2 separate regions of the Homo sapiens genome follow, and region 2 is linked to region 1. Evidence: chromatin loops called from intact Hi-C (ENCODE). Cell type or tissue: PC-3. All regions are shown on one strand. Each heading gives the region's core, and the rest is flanking DNA. Links, peaks and the distances in the headings are about the cores only.

Region 1 (2,920 bases), core at 319-2,818:
CCTAAAATGCAAATCCCCCCGTGATATCTCCCTACTTTAAAAGAAATGTCAATGACAAAAATTCCTTAAGACTGAATAGTATTCCATTATATATGTACACCATATTTTCTGTCATTTGCAACAGCATGGATGAACCTGGAGGACATTATGCTAAGTGAAATAAGCCAGGTGCAAAAACACAAATACTGCAAAATCTCACTTATACGTACAATCTAAAAATGTTGAACTCACAAAAGTAGAAAGTAGAACGGTGGTTGTCAGAGACTGGGTGTGGGGGTGGAGAAGGAAGGGGAAGATGATAGTCAAAAGGTACAAAGTCCAGTTAGACAGGAGAAATAAGCTCTGGTGATCTATTGCACAGCATGGTGACTATAGCTCACAATAATGTATTGCACATTTCAAAATTGCTAAAAAATTGAAGTAGATTTTAAATGTTCTTGCCACAAAGAAAACATAAATATGTGGAGTGACATCCTGATTTAATCATTTCATGATATATACATGTATCATAGCATCACATTATACCCCATTGTACGAATATATACAATTCGTCTTTGTCAATTAAAACTAAAGACATTTTTTAAAGTGTCAGTGGTTTCTTGAAAGCTTTCTTTGACTCTCTCCACTGCTTCCCACACTCTTTCTGGGCTAGCTGGCAGGTGGATTTATCTTTGTTCCTTTCATATCCTAAGTTAATCCCTACCATTGCTCTTGGCACAATGTAGCATTTTCTTATTTAATAAGATATTTCAAACATACGTAAATATAACAAAATAACAAATACTCACATACCTACCACCCAAACTGAACAAAATTTTATGGTATTAATTTCAGTACATCTTTTTTTTTCTAAGATAGGGTCTTGCTCTGTTGCCCAGGCTGGAGTGCAGTGGTGTGATCATGGCTCACTTCAGCCTCAACCTCCCTGGCTCAAACAATCCTCTCACCTCAGCCTCTCAAGTAGCTGGGACTGCAGGTGCTTGCCACCATACTTGGCTAATTTTTATTTTTTCTTTTTTTGTAGAGATGAGGTCTCACTATATTGCCCAGGCTGGTCTCAAACTCCTGGGCTCAAGCAATCCTCCTGTCTCTGCCTCCCAAAGTGCTCAGTACATCTTTTTAAAAGAAATTCTCCATGATAAAAATAGGTGAGATCCCTATGTGATCCATCTTTCATTGAAGGTACTGCTGCCCAAATGTGTAGCTGATTTTCTTGCCTAAGCTCTTGCACTTGGCCACCAGCTCCTCAAGAAAACTTTCTCTCTTGCTCATCACTGAATGCCAGAACTTGCCAGATTACTTGGCACACAAAAGGACTGAGTAAACATTTGTTGAAAAACTGCATGAGTGAATAAATTCACAGTCATTCACTGTTCCTAAGAACCATTCTTCACCACATTAGAATGCAATATATGAGTTTATTGAGTATTAACTCACACGATCACAAGGTCCCACAATAGGCTGTCTGCAGGCTGAAGAGCAAGGAGAGCCAGTCTGAGTCCCAACGCTGAAGAACTTGAAGTCCGATGTTCAAGGGCAGGAAGCATCCACCACAGGAGAAAGACGTAGGCTGGGAGAATAGGCCAATCTCTCTTTTCACATTTTTCTGCCTGCTTATATTCTAGCTGTGCTGGCAGCTGATTAGATTGTGCCCACCCAGATTAAGGGTGGGTCTGCCTTTCCCAGCCCACTGACTCAAATGTCAATCTTCTTTGGCAACAGCTTCACAGACACACCCAGGATCAATACTTTGTATCCTTCAATCCAGTCAAGTTGACACTCAGTATTAACCATCACAGGCACGCTAGTTATGTTCGCCATCTTGATTTCACACCACAACCTCAGTATTTTTATTATTTCTATTTTACAGATGAAGAAAGTAACAATCATAGCAATCAGGTAACTTGCCCGAAGTTGTCAAATAGCTCATTATTGGTAGAGGAAGGATTCAAAAAGATCTTTTCTAATTTTTTTTCTGCTGAGTCAGTCTCCTTAATCTACCTTGACTGCCCCTGGAGAGGCACAACTGCCTTCCTCACCCAGCATTCTGAGAACTTTGGCTGTGAAGACAAATAGCCCCTGGGCCCTGCTTTTCCTAAAGCCCCACCGGTTCCCACCGTGACCATGATCCCGTGCCCTAACTAGACTGTCTCTCTTACAAAGCCCAGGATGATGAGAATTTCAAATACTCTTGAAGAAAGTGGCTGAAGCCTGACCTTCCTAGTGCTAAGACCTGAGGCTTTAGCTGTCAACCCTGCTTCTGTTTGGGGTCATTTGCTGACACTTGCCATTAACTCCTTCCTGTACGGCTGCCAGAGACTCAGAAAGGTGGAATCACTCTTGCCTGTGCCCACCACACCCTCTTTGGCCATAGAAATTACTCCTCCCCAATCCTCCTTAGCTTCTGTTCCTCCCTGCCTTCTCACACCAGATAGCTTTTTCCCTGAATGTCTTTCTTCTTTTACTGGATCAACACAGTACCATTACACCAAAAATATGGAAGACTTAACAACCAAAGTTATACTACTGCTTTTTATAGGGTGAATAATTTAATTCCATGTTAATTAAAAAATATATGTATATACCTTTATATAGCCATGCTTAGAACAAACACTGGAAGCACATACATCAAATTTAGCAGTGGTTATCCAGAGGTGGTAACAGCATGTGTGATTTATCTCATTTTAGGCTTTCATGTGTTTTACACTGCTGCCTCTTTTATCTCCTTCTGCTCTTTTAAAGCAAGCAAAGGAGGAAAATACACATCGATATTTACTCTGAGTACTGATTTCTGTATGGGTATAATTCACACACTTTCAACAATATTGTTTGAGCAACAGGATTCTACTGTGGGAGAAGCCAAATGCATCATTTTAGAATCACAGAACACTATGGTTTGAAGAGATCTTGGAGATCACCT
Region 2 (2,920 bases), core at 115-2,614, 130 kb before region 1:
ATATTTTTGTCGAGACAGGATCTCACTATGTTGGCCAGACTGGTCTCAAATTCCTAGCCTCAGGAGATCTTCCTGCCTCAGTCTCCCAAAGTGTTGGGATTATAGGCATGAGCCGCCATGCCTGGCCTATTGTCCCCACTTTACAGCTGAGGCAACTGAGGCTACAAACGGTTAATAAAACTGGCCCAGTGACACAACACTTAGCAAAGACTAAAGTTTCAGACTCCAGTAACAAAGCTTTTGATCACAACATTGATCCTTTGGATAAAAATATCATATGGCTACCAGATAGATGTCAGTAACCAGCAGATTAAATCAGATTCCCTTGGGTTAATTTATATTTACATAAAAATGGGAGACAAGGATGGCAAGGATAGTTTATACCTCCAAATAACCTGGAAAAGATGTAGAGTGGTTAGCAGCATTCCTGCTTGGTTTAAACAGGACTCTGTAGCCTCACTAACTGGTACAGCTTCACTGTTCTTTATCCAAACACATTCTTGTCTTGACTTTTCTTATTTTACACGTGTGTCTCTCTCGATTGATTGAAAACTCCTTGAAGATGATCTTTGCATCGTGCAAGCTCCTTGTACTGAGAAAGGCCCCATGAATGAGAAATGAATTTGAGTTTGAGTTGAGTTGAATTAAAATAATGGGAAGGAACAAACCCTAGCAATGCTGATGAAGGTGGGGTGAAGTGGGATAAATCCAGATGAATTCTAAGCTAAGTAATCAGCCTATCAAGAGTAGTTGACTTCATTTGATTTCTTTGAAAAATACCTAAATCTGTCATTTTTTTTTTCCTGGAGAGAAAAGCAGTATGTCTGTTCCTTTGAAAATAGAAGTTGGAATGTCTTTGTCCTCCTTGGAGTTGAGCATCAGTACTAAATGCTATTTCTTCCATTGTGTTGGACTGGTCATGCTGTATTTTGATCATTTATTGTCAATACCTCGTCTATAGTTAGGTTTGCAATTTATTGAATAGATACCTAAGTACATGCATTAATGAATCAATGAAAGAAGCTAAAAGGATGAGAAAGACAAGGCATCTTAGAAATGGAGACTACTTAGTTAGAACCTTCTCCAATTCCTTCTTTTCACAAGTGAGGACACCGAGGCCCACTAAAGATTTAGGGAGATAAAGCCATATTTTAAACACAAAACTGGACCCTGAGCTTGGGCCTTCACATTTCTACCTAGAATTGTGATTTCTCTGTCAGCTGCACTGACACATTACTAACAGTGCTTCTGTCGGCTCGTGGTTTCCTCCGCACAGCCTGGCAGACAAGAACTAGGGAGGTATGGTGAGCAATCCGTGGTTGCATATCCACTTCGTTTTGAATGTCAACCTGGGTGTGTTTGTGTTTGCCTTTCCCCTCCCTAATTATCGAGCTGGATAACTGTTTGCCTACGGTGCCCCTTGGCCACCCACTGTCCAACAGATAAATCACAGAGGAGCCTGGCTCCAGATGGAGTTGCCTGGAAAGCTTATACACATGAAAAGACAGTCTCCAGGTAACATCTCTCTGGCACTCCTGAAAAATGCAGTTCTTCGATTTGCCTATTTGCTTTAATCATCCCCAGCTTCACTTCCTAAAAGTCCAGGAATAAAAAGCAATGAATGAATAGGCTGTCTGCTTCTCAGAAGCTTTGTGACTAGGAAAGAAGTGCTATTGACTTTAAAGAAGCTCTCATCAACTTTTGAATCATGCCAGCAGCCATGTGACCCTGTAGCCTGTGATCAAAACATGATGATGATGGGCTGAAGTAAGATGACCACGTTTCTCAGAATGCTCCTCCCTCATTGCTGTGAAAACCACTGTCCACCATGCAGATGAATAGGAATTACATAAGATTCCATGACAACAGCAGCAACAATAGCAATCTACAGTCTCACTTGTATGTATGCTGTGTCTCACCTTAAAAGCGATTTTCCTTCTTAAAACACCGTGGTAGAGAGTAGTTATTGCCAGCCTGAATCAAGCACTTATGTATGTGGTAGGAGCTATGTTAAGCATCTTGCAATATATTCTCAATTTTTAGAACAATTTGATGAGGTAGATATTCTTTTTTCTTTCTTTTTTTGTTTTTTGAGACATCCTGCTCTATCAACCAGACTAAAGTGCAGTGGAGGGACCATGGCTCACTGCAGCCTCAAACTTGCAGGCTCAAGTAATCCTCCCACGTACTAGGTGGTGCAGCTAGTAACTAGGACTGCAGATGCGCCACCACACCCAGATAATTTTTTTTTTTTTGAGACAGAGTCTCCCTATGTTGCTTAGGCTCATCTTGGAACTCCTGGGTTCAAGCAATCCTCACACTTCAACCTCCCAGACTGCTAGGATTACAGGCATGAGCCACCACGCTTGGCCCAGATAGTGTCCTTAATCTTATTTTACGAGTGAATAAACTGAAAGGTTGGGTATGTTGTAGAGCATGCAGTTGGTAAAATATGGTCTGGGATGTGAACCCAAGCACTGGGCTCCTGGTTCTAGCCCTTAATTGTAATGTTTAGCCAGCAGTAGGGATTGTTATCCTGTGAGTTTACATTAGTAGAGCACTTTACAAATTGCAAACTGCTTCCATGTACATCATATTGTTGGGGCTTCATAGCAACCCTGTAGGATCAACAGGGAAAGTTACTATGCTTGTTTTATAGACACAGAGAGGTTAAGTGACTTTTCCAGGATCACTCAGTGGTATAACCAGGACCTGAGCCCAGGTTTTCTTTGATTTTTGTCCTGTTTCTATTATATCATGCTATCCCTGGCGTTCCCATGGTAACTTATTCTGAATAAAAGCATGCCTTTATAAAAATAAAGCTCAGTTGTATAAAGTAAGATTAGGCTCAAATTAGTAGCTCAGGCCCCACCACCTCTTTGCTTATGCCTATTAAACTCTCTAGACCTCATCAACTAAA

Evidence for each region. Peaks named below come from ENCODE experiments on the same cell type or tissue, not always from the same donor. Only the 100,000 strongest peaks of a DNase experiment are listed, where the experiment ranks them.
Region 2: it touches region 1 in a loop (7-fold over the local background); 3 of 110 quality-filtered maps call a loop at or near these places.

What each region holds. Positions count from the first base shown.
Region 1 is chr7:28,857,111-28,860,030 of GRCh38, forward strand. No RefSeq gene overlaps it. Among named protein-coding and RNA genes, the nearest start is that of TRIL, 100 kb to the right of the region's middle. In PC-3, for the core only: no CTCF peak of the experiment used is centred there; a DNase peak (open chromatin) is centred at 1,331; H3K27ac peaks cover 1,237 bases.
Region 2 is chr7:28,728,113-28,731,032 of GRCh38, forward strand. All of the region lies in intron 7 of CREB5 (cAMP responsive element binding protein 5), which reads left to right. Among named protein-coding and RNA genes, the nearest start is that of TRIL, 230 kb to the right of the region's middle. In PC-3, for the core only: no CTCF peak of the experiment used is centred there; a DNase peak (open chromatin) is centred at 1,349; H3K4me3 peaks cover 340 bases; H3K27ac peaks cover 1,129 bases.